2 separate regions of the Homo sapiens genome follow, and region 1 is linked to region 2. A link is an interaction called in ENCODE POLR2A ChIA-PET data of the cell type or tissue named here. Cell type or tissue: MCF 10A. All regions are shown on one strand. Each heading gives the region's core, and the rest is flanking DNA. Links, peaks and the distances in the headings are about the cores only.

Region 1 (8,280 bases), core at 2,402-4,901, 100 kb before region 2:
ATTGTTCAATTCCCACCTATGAGTGAGAACATGCAGTGTTTGGTTTTTTGTCCTTGCAATAGTTTACTGAGAATGATAGTTTCCAGCTTCATCCATGTCCCTACAAAGGATATGAACTCATCATTTTTTTGGCTGCATAGTATTCCACGGTGTATATGTGCCACATTTTCTTAAGCCAGTCTATCATTGTTGGACATATGGCTTGGTTCCAAGACTTTGCTGTTGTGAATAGTGCTGCGATAAACATACGTGTGCAAGTGTCTTTATAGCAGCACGATTTATAATCCTTTGGGTATATACCCGGTAATGGGATAGCTGGGTCAAATGGTATTTCTAGTTCTAGATCCCTGAGGAATCGCCACACTGACTTCCACAGTGGTTGAACTAGTTTACAGTCCCACCAACAGTGTAAAAGTGTTCCTGTTTCTCCACATCCTCTCCAGCACCTGTTGTTTCCTGAGTTTTTAATGATTGCCATTCTAACTGGTGTGAGATGGTATCTCATTGTGGTTTTGATTTGCATTTCTCTGATGGCCAGTGATGATGAGCATTTTTTCATGTGCCTTTTGGCTGCATAAATGTCTTCTTTTGAGAAGTGTTTGTTCATATCGTTTGCCCACTTTTTGATGGGATTGTTTTTTTCTTGTAAATTTGTTTGAGTTCATCGTAGATTCTGGATATTAGCCCTTTGTCAGATGAGTAGATTGCAAAAATTTTCTCCCATTTTGTAGGTTGCCTGTTCACTCTGATGGTAGTTTCTTTTGCTGTGCAGAAGCTCTTTAGTTTAATTAGATCCCATTTGTCAATTTTGGCTTTTGTTGCCATTGCTTTTGGTGTTTTAGACATGAAGTCCTTGCCCATGCCTATGTCCTGAATGGTATTGCCTGGGTTTTCTTCTAAAGTTTTTATGGTTTCAATTCTAACATTTAATTCTTTAATCCACCTTGAATTAATTTTTGCATAAGGTGTAAGGAAGGGATCCAGTTTCAGCTTTCTACATATGGCTAGCTAGTTTTCCCAGCACCATTTATTAAATAGGGAATCATTTCCCCATTTCTTGGTTTTGTCAGGTTTGTCAAAGATCAGATGGTTGTAGATATGCGGCATTATTTCTGAGGGCTCTGTTCTGTTCCATTGGTCTATATCTCTGTTTTGGTACAAGTACCATGCTGTTTTGGTTACTGTAGCTGTGAAGAAAGTCATTAGTAGCTTGATGGGGAAGGAAATAAAGGGTATTCAGTTAGGAAAAGAGGAAGTCAAATTGTCCCTGTTTGCAGACGACATGATTGTATATCTAGAAAACCCCATCATCTCAGCCCAAAATCTCTTTAAGCTGATAGGCAACTTCCACAAATTCTCAGGATACAAAATCAATGTGCAAAAATAACAAGCATTCTTATACACAAATAACAGACAAACAGAGAGCCAAATCATGAGTGAACTCCCATTCACAATTGCTTCAAAGAGAATAAAATACCTAGGAATCCAACTTACAAGGGACCTGAAGGACCTCTTCAAGAAGAACTGCAAACCACTGCTCAGTGAAATAAAAGAGGATACAAACAAATGGAAGAACATTCCATGCTCATGGGTAGGAAGAATCAATATCGTGAAAATGGCCATACTGCCCACAATTTGACTTCCTCTTTTCCTAATTGAATACCTTTTATTTCCATCCCCATCAAGCTACCAATGACTTTCTTCACAGAACTGGAAAAAACTATTTTAAAGTTCATATGGAACCAAAAAAGAGCCCGCATTGCCAAGTCAATCCCAAGCCAAAAGAACAAAGCTGGAGGCATCACGCCACCTGACTTCAAATTATAAGGTTTATTGACATTATTTCCCAAAAGTATAGTTTTAAAAAAGTAATCATATAGCATGTGATTCTTTGCTATCATCAAACCTTAATTAGCTAGCTGTTATTTTTATTTTTTTGAGATGGCGTTTCACGCTTGTCGCCCAGGCTGGAGTGCAATGACACGATCTCGGCTCACTGCAACCTCTGCCTCCGGGGCTGAAGCAATTCTTCTGCCTCAGTCTCCCGAGTAGCTGGGATTACAGGCATGGCCCCCATGCCTGGCTAATTTTTGTATTATTAGTAGAGATGAGGTTTCACCATGTCGGCCAGGCTGGTCTGAAACTCCTGACCTCAGGTGATCCACCCGCCTAGACCTCCCAAAGTGCTGGGATTACAAGAGTGGGCTACCATGCCCAGTCAACTAGCTGTTATTCTTTACAACTTATATCATCATATATGGCCAAAAAATAAGGCAAGATAATTTCCCAAATTATACCTTAAAAAAGAGATAGTTATCTTAACATTGGAGTCCTTATAGTTCTCTTATAAGGAAACAATCATCAAATTAATTTGATAAAAGTGTACTTTGAGAAGGAAAGACATATTTGCTTGAAATTATATTAATCAATGTTAGTTTAGATGCCTGAAAAAAATACCTTATAATTGGTTAAAAGGCCAGCAAGGAATTTAAGATGATTTAATAATCATTCCTGAATATATGACATCACAGCTTGAAGTGTTTGCAGTTTAAAAAGCAGCAAAATTAACAAAAACACTGGTTTTAGGTAACAGCTTTTGGGAAAATGGAGAAATCACCATATATTCATTTGTACTTATATGGTAAGCCCATATGACATTTTATTTTGCACCTCACCGTAAAGCTACCAGCAAAGCAAATATAATTAAACATTTTATATGGATTTGCATATGACTATACTTATGTCCACACATACAATTATATATGCTAATAAATGACTATATTTATGTATGTGTATTGTCATATGACTTGTAGAAAATGAATTATTCTTTCCTATTTGCTTAGTTCTTATTTTTATAACTTTTCTTCTCTTTAACTAGTTTTTAAAATTGATTAAACAATGTTGTAATTATTTCTAAAATTCTGCTTATAGGTTTTTTTAATAAAGATGTCAAATATTCATAGACAGGATCATGGCATACCCACACTACTGTGACTTCTTGGCAAGTTAGGACATTCATCAAGGCTATATGTGAACATCACTCGTGAAATTATTTGGGCCTTTCCCACAGCATGTTCCTCTAACATAAGAAGAAAAAATTAGACAAAATTACAATAATCTCAAATGAGGTCCAAGTATATCTTCATTACACATTCTAAGAAACAGGCAACATGAGGTTGGAACTGGGAAGGTTAAGACCTCACCACAGAGTAGATGCAGTAGGTACAATTGTGAAAACATAGCCAGTTTAATGAGCAGATATCTAAAATAGGTCTTTATGAGCTACACATTTAAAGTAATTTGCCAGTAGAAAGTCTCTTAAGCATGTATATATTTCTCAAAGTTACATATTCGTTGTGAAGAAAACTAGCATGGCCTGGAAGTCCAGTCTTATGACTTGTTAGTCACACTGTGAGGTTTTCTCAAACTGGAGAAGGGTGGATTTTTATTTGTGATTAAACAGACTTCTTCACATGAACAGAAAATCAGCAGGAGGTAGGGGCACACCCGTGCATAACTTTCTGGTGAAGCCTTCCCTGCAATCGCAAGAGAAGGGTTACGAAATCTCGGATCTCATCAGTGAGGGGGTCAAGTCAAGAGAAATTTTTAAGAGGATGGTGAAGGATGAAAGGCATTATCATGACCAGAAGGTCAGTGACTCATGCTACTAAAGACAAGAGAGAAGAAACCAAATATATTTGTTGTTTAAAGCTTACAAATGCTGGTTTTCTCTTAGAACCCACCTTTATTTTTCCTTCATGTTCTGCACTGCATCCCCCATACCTGGCAGTGTACCAGGCACAAGTTGCTTAATAAATGTTTGTTGAATGAATAAATCATTGTGCAAACCTCTCAAATCTATCTTCATTCTGCATTTCAATTCACTTTCTCCACTGCTTATAGATCATTATATTAAAGTATATGCAAATACTTTAATAAAGCATAGTGTTTTCTCTATAGAACAAATATCTTTTGTTTCCTTATGTGTATTTTAAGGGTAATTTAAAATTAACTTTATTTTTATTAAGGTAATACATCTCATAATTTAAAACAAAATCAAAATCTACAGTTCTTGTGGAACAGTGCAGATCGCCTCCTAAGCCCTGGTCTTAATCCCCACAGGCAAACATTTGACTCTTTAGCAGCTTTTGTACTTTTATATGTCTAATTGGTTTGCCTATCCTGCTATTTCTTTATTTAGCAACTTTACACATTATTTATTGATTTTTGTTATGATGATTGAGGGTTTAGCTGTCTTCTCTGCACATATACACAGATAGTCTTTCCCTCTGCCATCCTCCACATGTAGTTTTATTGTAGGTTAGGGTTAATTCTCTTGTTGGCATTCCCAATATTTTTATTATGTCCAGATCTGAACAAAGTGGTATTCTATCATAATGTTTCTTTTTTCTTGCAACTTTTTGTTTCTCATGGAGTTAATAATATCCTTTTAAAATTAGTTCAGCACACTCCGTACCTATTGTATATTATTCACAATTGCCTCTGACTGATCTTTAAGACTGTAACAGAGTGATCTAACTGTGGTAACAACTCTAAAAAATCTTCGTGGCATCATACAATACAAGTTTACTTCTAGCTCATGTGGTAGTCCAATGTGTGGCAGCTGAGGTAGCCATGTCACACCCTAATTCAGGTTCATGACTTTTCATCTAGGGGCTTTCATGTCTTCTAGGGGCTTAGAGCTCTTCGTTGGTTCTTCGCATCTGCGCACTAGTAAGGGAAGAGGGGAAGTGTGGAGGATCTCAGGGGTTATTTTATGGGCATACCCTGGAAGCGATGTACATGACTTCTGCCCACAATCCATGAACCAGACCTCAGTGACATGCCTCCCCACCTGCAAGGGGCTAAGAAATGAAATCTAGTGTGGTGCTCAGGAAAAAGAGCAGAACATGGAATCTGGCGGGCACTTCCCGCTATCTACTGTATTTTCAAATGCACATGTGTATCAAACAATCTATCATTTTCTTTCCATTTTTTTTTTTCTTGGAGACATTCCTACTGCAAGCCATCTGTTCACCTCTCTTTAGGCCTGCTTCACACTTATTGCTCTGGAGAATTTATTTTACTGCCTCTTATGTTGGGCCTGCATTTTTGGGGTTTCATCTCTTCCTCTTTCTTGATTTATAAGCTTGTTTGGGGAACTGTTACTTTAAAATGGCACACAGGATGTATATTTTTTAAGTCCTTGCATATCTGAAAATTTTTTAAAATCAAGCTTGGCTGACAGTTTGTCTTGATATACAATTCTAAGTTCAAAATAATTTCATTTAAAAAATGTGAAGGCATTCAAAGAAACTTCTGGATCCATTATTGCTCTTGAGAAATCCAATGCAATTTTTTTTCCTTGTATGTGATCTGCTTTATGTCTCTGGAAGATGTTTTAGGTTTTTCTCTTTATTCCTGCATTTATTTTATCTCAGAATGATATATTTCGATGAGTTTAATTATTTGATTAATTTAAAGGATTGTTTTCCTGGACGTTTAGTGAAACTTTCGATCTCCAAAGTTCATCATCTTCATTTCTGGTATTGTTTTTGCATTGTTTTCAAATTAGTGTTTTTATCCTTTTCTGCATAGAAAGAAGTCTTTTCTAGAGCTTTCTGAGATTTCCATTAGTCAGAATTTTTTTCCATTTTTTGAAAATTTTCTGCAGCTAAATAGATTTTTCAACTTAGTCTTCTAACCCATCTGTCAGTTTTTTTGTAAATGTTGAGTATATTTTCAATTTCAAAAGATTTTTTTCCTGTTTTGTATATAAATTTCTTTTTTATTCATTATCTCTAGGAGCAGGGTAAAAAGGCATGTGTTCAGTTCATCTTGTTGAACCACAAATTACTCTAGTTTACTTTCTCCAGAAAATAAACCTCCAGTCTCCTGGAAGCTGGATTGAGCAGATGGAGGAACTTATGGTTGGTTGATTGTGTGACAGTGGGGAAGGGAACTCTGGGTCCAAGCATTCCAATATACAGACGTATAACCAAACCCCTGTGTTTACCCCACCACCTGGCCTCCTTCTATGCTGAGATTTCTGCCTCCTAGGCCTGAGCCTGCCCAGGTTTTGCAGGAAGAATTGGCTTGCTTTTTACCATAATCTCTCCTGCAGGCATGCAGTGTATAGAATCCTCTGCTCTTCCAAATCAGTTACCACGCCTGCATCTGATTTAGCTTCTTCCAAAATTCATTACAAGTTTATGTGTTATTTTATCTGCTTATTTGTCTTTGTGATTCAATAACATTTAAAAAAATTCATTTATTCTTGTAATAAAGCAGTTTGAGGAGAGATGAAATACATGTGATAATCTTGCCATTTGTAACTACACATCACCCCATGTACATTAATGTTTACCTCAGTGCCATATTGATTGAATTAGACAGATGTTATGTCTACTTAAGTTATGCTACATAAACTCCAGGTACAGGAAGATGTTATTACTATTATTATCATGACACACAATGCTGTCACCTTGTTTTCACTGGTTTTCCACTGTTTTTTATTCTGCTCTACCTCTGGTCAAAGTGGCCTTCATGGAGTGGCCAAGCAACATTTCTCTTATGTCTTCCTACTCTTTCTCTTCCTTGGAACCCCTCTTCCCAGGGAAGGAAATGTTCCACCACTCTCTGGTAGTGTCACTATGTAACACTACTGAATCTGAGCCTTGGAACCTCGGAGACAGGACCATATGTGGCAAGTCACTCCAGGAGAGCTATCCCTGCAAGAGTTGGCCCTATAAAGCAGGTGACACACTTATCTAGGGAAAGGTGGCAAGGAGAGTCATCAATAAATGTGTGTGTCAGATTTTCTTATGGCAGGAACCTTTTCTAGAAGTTGCAGTGAGGTAGTACAACACAGTGACCACTGTGAGCTCGGCATTCAGGATCAATAGACCTGTCTTCCACCTTTTGAACTTCATCACTTTGGACAGATTTACTGCGACTTTCTCAACCTCAGTTACCTCATTCTGAAAATGGAGACAATAAATATAATAGACGCCTTGCCTATTTCACAGTAATGTTGTGAAAGCCAAATGAGATGAAACTCTATTGCATACAGGAAATAATAGCTATTAGGACTAATGTCAGTAGTGAACACATGAACTAGATAAAGAATATGGGTTATCATTGTATAGCACAGAGGGTGATTTTAAGTCAATGTGTTAACAGTGGAAAAGATTCAAGGCTCTTATGTTCTTTCTTTTATTTCTGTCTGGGCCCATGGACACACACTTCTTATATACTTAGATATTGCTGTTAAATGCAAAGTAGATTTATCATAAATATAGATTCCAAGCATACATACTTTGAAAATCTACAGGCTGAGCCTCAAAGACTTTTATGCAGTAGATCCAAAATAATTTTTAGGAACTGGATCTTACTTGGGGAGAATGGAATAGATTGTTACCAAAATTATAAGTATAGCCAACACATTCATAGAACTTACTGTGCCAGGCACGTTCTACACACATTACTGATATGAAGTCAATTCTTCACAATAACACTATGAAGACATTATTATTACTCTTCTTTTCAACTTTCAAGAACATTGAAGGACATAAAATAGAACTTCTTTAATAGTTTCATAATAGAATAGACAGATTTCTATGAGACCAAAATGTTTTCTCTAATATTCCATTTTTCCACTAGTTTGCTATTGTTTGTTTTGTGTTTTGGTTTGGGCTATTCCTTTGCTCCCTTCTACAAGAAATTCTCTGGGAGCTGATAACAGCAGTGCCTCCCAGATTGTCTCTAGGGCATCGAATAAGAAACAAGTTAAGTAATTAAAATTCAAGCAGTCATTGGCATCTCGTTGTTTACTAACATGAATGCAAGACACAGGTTTGGAACTTTTAAATTTTGTTCACAGAGGAGTAAATCGGTTGTTATTATAATGTACCTAACCTTGTATTCTTACCTTTACTACCAGTCTGTAAATTAGGGATGTCTGAATGTGTCTAAAATGGAATCCCAAGATGGGCAGCCAGGATCTTTGCTTTGTGGACGAATCTAATGTGTTTAGAACACGGCATAGCACATAGTAGGTGCTTAACAAATACTGGTTCAATGCCTCCGTGTGCTCATTATCTTACTTAGTGGTAACCTATTGATCTCTGAAGTGACTTTAGGAAGTGAATTAGGGCTTTGGGAAGTGAATTTGGATGTTGCATACTGATTAATGCATTCATACGAACACATCCTAACTTTTAAAATATTAATTTCTTTCCAACGCCCTCTTTTATTTCCCGAGGCCATCCTCTGCTCCCC
Region 2 (8,280 bases), core at 3,828-6,327:
TTTTGTCTTGTTCTTTTAAATTATTTTTTAATCCTTCCATCTAAGAATTAGAAAACACAATAGGAAAAACCTTGTCAGACCACAGGAAATAGTTACTTAAGTCAGAAATTGTATGGATTTCTGAGGTCAAAAGATGTTCATCAAATTAAAAAAAAAATTAAATCCCAAAGCATTAGCAGACTCAGCAGGCAACAGAAAATAGCAGGCCAAACTGACACCTGGGGCTGAAAGCCCTCAGCTGGTGCCGTGATTCACTTTAATCTTTGGATAACCTGTTTAAACCAAGTTCAGCAGGAGTGCGTCCTGTGAAAGCAGCACTGGCCGCCCTTCTGCATCTCAGCAACTTAATGTTTTCATCCTGCAGATGCAGCTGCTGGTGGACAGGATGCGAGACCACTGCCTGGTGTGCAGAGGGTCCCTGCAGTAGAGATTTGTCAAGCAGCAGCATAATAAGGTGAGCCTGCTTTGCCAAGAGGCAATGTGGAATTGGGAGGTGGGGTGATGAGATGCAAAGCAGTGTAAGAAGAGAGGGGACACAAGGATTCTAAGACCAACTTTGGCACCACTAGCTGTCATTAAACTGCTCTATAAAAAGAGGGTGTGGGATGCCCCCAAAGTCCCTCCTGGCTCTCAAATTCCACTACTCAATTCTCTGGCCTTTTAGTGATGTCATAGCCAAGCAAGCACAAATGCTATATCTATGTGAGGAAGGCTCTGGAGTATTTGGGAGGACTTGTATTTGGCAGTAAAGTACCTGAATAGAAGTCTGATTTTAAATTTTAAAACAGAACCCCAAAACCAGATCAATGCATATCTTGAAGTAGATTTTAAATACACACTCCGCCATCTAGCTGGCTGTTACCACAATCGCCTCGACTTTGCCACCTATCAGGCTGCTCCCAGAGAAGAAGGGCCAGGCTACACCCCTATCCTAAATCATGTCCTAAATAAATTATGAGGTTATGAAAACAGATCATTTCATACTCAAGGAAGGGCTGAATCTCCTGATCTACAAAATTGTCTAAAGACCAGTGTACATTATTTGGCGCAGAAGACTTTTAGAAAATCACTGAAACATCTAAAAAACAGTTATACATAACTTTCCAAGCTATCTTCATCGAGAGCATTACAGGTGTTTTTGTTACAAACAAGAGAGGGCATTGAAAACAGAGACATATTGCATGAGAAACAAAAAAGGATATGTCAGTAGGGAGAGAAATCTCATTGCTTCAAAAGTCCAGTCAAGCCACTCGTATTTGGGCTCCACGCTGTAAACATACTGTCTACCAGATAAATACACTTGATTAATCTGACCTCCTGGATGACACTGCGCAGGTTCTGATGTTGGGAGTGAATCACAAACTGCAGATGAGAGATCTGCTCCTGGAGAATGGAAATCTCCCTCTGAAGATCCTGGCAACTGGGAATGCAAAGGGAAAAAGACCAAGAGAAAATGATTGGCTCACACGTTCCATAGCTCGTCCTTACTGCTAGCCCTCCTACACACTCTACTGCTACTGGGGATCAGTTGGGTAAGACCCCGGGGCCCCATTATGCCACATAGGACACACTGAAGATAAATAGCTATGAAGCGGGCTCTAATTTGATTGGATTTAACTTGAATGAGAATATCAATTCCCATCAAAATCTCCATTCTGGCCATCTGTGACTCCTCTAGCAGGTAGTGGAATCAAGTTATATTCAGTACGATAAAGCACTTATACGCTAAATTGCCTTGCCTAAGCACCCACAGACCTGGCACCCATCAAACTTCACAGACAATTGCATGCCAATAGCAGAGTCAGAACATGGGAGCAGAAATGGAGATTTTATCTATTAATATATTTATAAGAAACCAATTTCTAATGATTCGGGCTTAGTATATGTTGTGGATTGTCTGTGTTTGTCTTTTTTTATTTTTTATTTTTTGGATTCCTACTTTTGGTAATTCTACTATCATTCCATAGGGAAACGGGGGGAAAAAAGGAGAAGAAAGGAAGAAATTTAATTCCAGCAAATATTTTTGAGTCCACATCCATCATTATGGAAAAAAAAGTCAATTTTGAATTTAGATTATTTATACTTTCCCAAAGCTTCATTCAGGTAACTGGAATTGGTTGTACTGTTTTGGCTGTTTCTCTTCTTGCTACTGTTATTAGAGTTATGAAGCCACATGCACTGTGGCAACACCATCAAGCTTAGAAGCATTGTGACCTCGGAGAAGTCACTTGGCCTTTGCTCTTATCCAATGTCATCCCAATTCTGTTTCTTTCTTTTTTCTTTTTTTTTTTTTTTTTGTTGTTGTTGGTTTGTTTTTTTTCAGACGGAGTCTTACTCTGTCGCCCAGGCTGGAGTGTAGTGAGGCGATCTTGGCTCACCGCAACCACCACTTCTGGGCTCAAGAAATTCTTGCAGCTGGGATTACAAGCATGCACCACCACACCTGGCTAATTTTTGTATTTTTAGTAGAGATGGAGTTTCACCATGTTGGCGAGGCTGGTCTTGAGCTCCTGACCTCAGCTGATCCACCCACCTCAGCCTCTATGTGTATCACAAAGATAGCAGAAATTCATAAAATACTATATAGCATGTTCTAATTAGAAAAAAAGAGTTATTAGTTTTCATTTTGTTTCATATAATGGACTAAAACATTGTTTCAGAGAAATGCACATCTAAACCACTATGAGATACCATCTCGCAGCAGTCATAATGGCTATTATTAAAAAGTAAAAAAATAACAGATGTTGGCAAGGATGCAGAGAAAAGGGAATGCTTATACACTGTTGGTGGGAATGTAAATTAGTTCAGCCACTTTGGAAAGCAGTTTGGACATTTCTTAAAAGGGTAAAAATAGAACTACCATTCAACCCAACAATCCCATTACTGGGTATATACCCAAAGGAAAACCGATCATTCTACCAAAAAGACATGTGTACTCTTATGTCCATCACAGCAGTATTCACGACAGCAAAGACATAGAAACAACCTAGGTGCCTATCAACAGTGGATTCAATACAGAAAATGTGTTATATATACACCATGGAATACTATGCAGCCATAAAAAGGAATGAAATTGTGCCTTTTGCAGCAACGTGGATGCAACTGAAGGTCATCATCCTAAGTGAATTAAGGCATAAAAATAAAATCAAATACTGCACAATTCCACTTATAAGTGGGAGCTAAACACTGGGCAAACACAAACGTAAAGAAGGAAACAATAGACGCTGCGGACTATTAGAGGGGGAAAGAATGGAGGGGAAAGGGTTAAAAAACTACCTGAGTGCTATGCTGGCTACCTAGGTGACAGATTCAATAGTAGCCCAAACCTCAGCATCAGGCAATATACCCACGTAACAAACCTGCACATGTACTCCCACAGGTAAAATAAAAGTTGAAATTAAAACAAAAAATCAGAAGCTTTATTTTAATTGGTCCAATAGAGTCCTGGAAAGAAAACAAAAGAAGTTTACAATTTACAATTACAAAAGAAATTATTGTAATCTTCCAGGACTCTAGAAAGAGACAGGAGGGGAAGATAGGAGAATGTTTGGGAGTACAGCCACAAGAAATCTACAGGGAACAGGACGCCTACAACATTGGTGAGGGGAGTGAAGCAAATGAGGGGCCTGGGAGAAGGATGCAGAGAACAGAAAGAGAAGACACAAAATGACGGGGGAACAAGAACACGCGTCAAGCGTGCTACTCTGTTTTAGATGATAATCGGAAACATGTCTGATTATCATACCTACACAACGAAATCTCACTGTGAAAGTCCATTTCCCTCCTCTTGATTAACACTACAAGCAACTATGAAACTAAGAAAAGCTATGAAAGAAATGTAAACGGTCAATGCAGGCTGAAGGAAGATCACTAACTAGTTCAGCTGTGCCAATATTTTATCTGCTTTTTATAACATGATCATTTAAAGGACCCCATACCTGGCAGAAAGCCTCACTTTGATCTTTTTCTCTTAGAGAGGGGCAGTAGGGAATCCGAACCAAGTAAATAAACAAGCAGTCCCCTTGTTTTTTTTTCCATGGTCCACGGCAGGAAGTGTTTGAAAAGAAATAAGCTGGATGCCTGATTCAGATGAAAACGCTTTGTGCCCATGTAGTTTGAACTGACAATAGCAGCAATACTGAGCCCTCAGTATTTCCAAAATTCAAGTTCAGAGAATGGCTGCATCAGCACACCAGCCTGTATTCACATTAGATTTCAGTTGTCCCTAGACTTGAGGTTCAGAGGCTTCTTGAGGCACGGGAGACTGAGGAAATTTCAGCACCCCCAGCGGGTAAGGTGCCACACCCTAAGGATGTTGCGGGGAGATGGAAGAGCCTTCCAAGGTGAGACCAGACTTTGGATGTTGGCAAACATTCTGAACAAACAGTGAGAAGGCTTACCGCCCACAGAGAATCTTCAGGGGCAGGATGTCTTCAGAAGTCCGGGGAGATTGGGAGTGTGCGAGAGGCAGGACTGAGAAATCTGCAGATGTTGCTCAGAACCCTTGGAGGGTAGAATTGCTGCGAACATGCAGAGGATGGGGTAACTAAGGAGCCTCAGAAGAAAACCTCAGTTACTAGGAAAAGATGACTGGAGGATATAAAGATCAAAACAGGCCAGGCATGGTGGCTCACGTCTGTAATTCAAGCAATCTGGGAGGCCAAGGCGGGTAGATCACTTGAAACCAGGAGTTCAAGACCAGCCTGGCCAACATGGCAAAATCCATCTCTATTAAAAATGCAAAAATTATGCTGGGTGTGGTGGCTCACACCTGTAATCCCAGCACTATGGGAGGCCAAGGCGAGTGGATCACTTGAGGTCAGGAGTTCGAGATCAGCCTGGCCAACATGGTGAGACCCTGTCACTACTAAAAATACAAAAATTAGCCGGGCATGGTGGCATGCGCCTGTAATCCCAGCTACTTGGGAGACTGAGGTACAAGAATCGCTTGAACCCAGGAGGTGGAGGTTGCAGTGAGGCGAGATCGTGCCACTGCAATCCAGCCTGGGTGACAGAGCAAGACTCCGTCTCAAAAAAAAAAAAAAAAAAAAAAAAAAGATCAAAACACAGAGGGCAAACAGAAATTGGGTCCATAGCTGGTGCTAAAATTCAAAATTGCTCCAGCAAGGAAAGTAAAAGAAGAAAAGATAAAAATAACAGAAAGAGCAGCTATGACCCACTTAATGGTCAGACTCAGGACTTTCCCAGGAAGTAATGAGAAAGAGCTTAAGACGCCTCGCAGAGGCAAGCTGGCTTTGAATATGCACGAAATATAAAAATACTGTAAGCTGTTAAAGGTGAGTAAGGTGAGAATTTAAAATGGTTCTTTTTGTGTCCCATGACCCAGAACCTTGGAACCAATGGGAAAAAAAGATGGCTTTAGGCACAGAGAACATAGGTTGTTATTTTTCTATCAAAAATCCCAAGCTCAGAAAAATTTCCCATGTACTCCTTGAAGGTATTACCATAGCGTTCACTGTAAGTAAAAAAAAAAAAAAAATTGAAATTGGCCTCAAAATAGAAGAAAACTATTTCTAGAAGCACTCTTGAAAACACATGGCCTTGGGGCTTCACTTGTCTCCATTAACACACTAAAACAGTGACTAAAGGCCATTGCAGAAAATCTCTATTAGGACTGTCCAATAAATATGAAGCCTAGTCATCCATTTAAGACCTTTAAATGTAAAAATATATCTAAGTAAGCTGCCACTTGATCTTCTTTTGAGCTTTGTTATTTATCTTTCTGTTAAAGCACTCAGTCTTTTTTTTTTTTTAAACAAAGTCTCACTCTGTCACCCAGCCTGAAGTGCAATGATGCAATCTCGGCTCACTGCAACCTCCAGCTCCTGGGTATAAGTGATTCTCCTGCCTTAGCCTCTTGAGTAGCTGGGAATTACAGGCACCCATCACTATGCCCGGCTAATTTTTCTATTTTTAGTGGAGACGGGGTTTCACCATGTTGGCCAGGCTGACCTCAAGTGATCTGCCCACCTCAGCCTCCCAAAGTGCTGGGATTACAGGCATCAACCACTGCACCTAGCCCAATCTTAATAAAGAGGTACACAAGCAAAACTGGAGGAAGAAAACATAAGGAAGGGTCAAGCCTAAAAAAAGGAGGCAAATGTCTGTATCTGGGATTCATGCTCTGCCTTCCAATGTCTCAACATAATTTTTGATCATGTTTTCCTCTACAATGCAACTGAATAAAAATATAAAGCAAATGTTGAAATTAAAGCAGAATTGAAAAGCTTTGGCTTCTAAGAAAATGTAGAATACATGCTTTTCCCCATTGTTCCTGCTAAATACAACTAAAAGCCCTGGATATTGTATATGAAAAAAAAAACACAAGAAGACTCTGAACAGCGGAGAGAAGAAGGCAGACTGGCTCTGGAACCTGGGATCCAAGAAATGACACAATGGTGAATCCTCTGGGGTTTCTTTTTATCTCACACATCCCAGACTTGGAGCTGGAAAAAAACAGCAGCCTGGAATGCCAATGGGGGCAAGCAGAAAAAGCCCCAACAAAAAGAGAAGAGAATCTCTGCCCTACCCTTTTGAAGGAGGGAATTGAGGATTCTCTCTCAATTCATCACTGAAGGAGGGGGAAGAGACAACTATTTCTGGTTCACTTCCTGTTAGATTCCTTAGCATTCAAGAAAGGAAGTCAATCCTATCTTTAACTGCAGAAATGTGAAAAGAAATTACTTTGCCTCTAATTAGCAACATGGGATGATCATAGAAGAAGCACTTGACAGGAAGCCCACCCTCAATTTCTCTACTCCCCAACGTCTCCCAAAGGGTTGGTGAAAAGAAACTGAGTTCATGGAGAACTTCTCTCCCTCCACTCCTCACAATACTCGACAATCTATCTTTGGGTCAACTTATACCATAGCGGGTAGCATTATTGGACTTTCTCACCGTGCCCTCTGTTCCCCCCTGTTCCAATGGCTTTTATTGAATTGTGTTGGCATCATGCTATTCTGTTTAGATGATGTTCTGAGGTAAGCCTTTGTGTTTATTACAAGGGGTAAGCTGAAAACATTATTCAGGGTTCTTTTTATGACCATACCCTGGGCAATTTTCTTTCTGGCTTTATAGATAGATAAGAAATAACTGAATGATCGCAAACACCTGATTGGTTTTAATCATGTGGAATTGTGACTCAGAAAACTAATCATCATTTCCTGTTTGGGTTGGCTGCTGGAAAATTTGAAACTGAGTCAGTGATCCCCTGTGAGCAAGTCTGTAGCATCCATGGGCCTAATTTTGTAAATGTAACCTTATGGTATACCTATTCTTATATCTCCTTGTCCTCATCATCTAATTTTTTTCTAATTTAAGTAATCATATTATATTTTACATAGTTTTTATAAATAACCTTAGATTTTCTTAAAAATTTCACAAAGGGCATGAATAGCCTGAGCATGGCCATATTTACACAACTCAAGAATATAACATGTTTAAATCTTTATAAAGTACATTTCTTATCAAGGATTCATGTAGTAAGATGTTGATGAGAATGAAAATTCCAGAAGAAGCCAAAAGAACTAGGTGCTGAGACAAAGGAAATAAAAGTAGCAACGAAAGCCATGTTGCAGGCTCTAAGAGGCTACTTCTGGGTACACTACAGATTATAGAGGCATTGGAAATGTGAATAGCCCTACATAGAAATCCCACAGGATACAGAAGATAGTGAGATTAGTGGCATCGTAGAGCTTCTCTGAAGCTATAAAAGAATCTTACTACCATCTGTGGGGACTCATACTGCCTTCTGTTTAGGATCCAATGTTTCTCTGGACTTCCATGAGTGTAAACATCACTGACTATGGGCCCCCAGTGGAATAAAGGATAACTAGGGACCACAACCACAAGAAGAGAAGAGGTCAGATCCTTACCATTCCCAGGCCAGACTAAGGGAAAGAATCAGCTTGGATGTAGGTGTAGCCCTGTTTGCATTTCAACAAAATTCATGAATGTGTCTTACTATTTTCTATAAAATTCTTCTTTATTATTATTTTCATTGGTGGTACCAAAGGGGTGCCTTGAGAGAACACTCCCACCCCAAACTACTGCAGATAAATGTACAATTTAAGTGGCAACCATATGCTTTGACATGCAACCTCAGCTTCAAGGTCTTTCCTCCTCTAAGGAGTTTCCATTCCTAAGCAGCATCTATGTAAATACAGAGGGGCCAACACTGTTTATTTTTACAGCTCCCTGTATTAGTCTGTTCTCATGCTGCTATGAAAACATACCCGAGACTGGGTAATTTATAAAGGA

What was found. ChIA-PET counts read pairs that join two places held together with the same protein. Peaks named below come from ENCODE experiments on the same cell type or tissue, not always from the same donor. Only the 100,000 strongest peaks of a DNase experiment are listed, where the experiment ranks them.
Region 1: POLR2A ChIA-PET joins it to region 2 with 5 read pairs; 2 of 35 experiments call an interaction of 5 or more read pairs at or near these places.

Annotation. Positions count from the first base shown.
Region 1 is chr18:54,819,833-54,828,112 of GRCh38, forward strand. It overlaps a transcript of RAB27B not described here. Among named protein-coding and RNA genes, the nearest start is that of RAB27B, 4.5 kb to the right of the region's middle. In MCF 10A, for the core only: no CTCF peak of the experiment used is centred there; a DNase peak (open chromatin) is centred at 3,519.
Region 2 is chr18:54,917,957-54,926,236 of GRCh38, forward strand. CCDC68 (coiled-coil domain containing 68) reads right to left here. Exons shown (of 12, transcript NM_025214.3): 9 at 1,315-1,420; 10 at 1-40. Among named protein-coding and RNA genes, the nearest start is that of CCDC68, 37 kb to the right of the region's middle. In MCF 10A, for the core only: no CTCF peak of the experiment used is centred there; no DNase peak of the experiment used is centred there.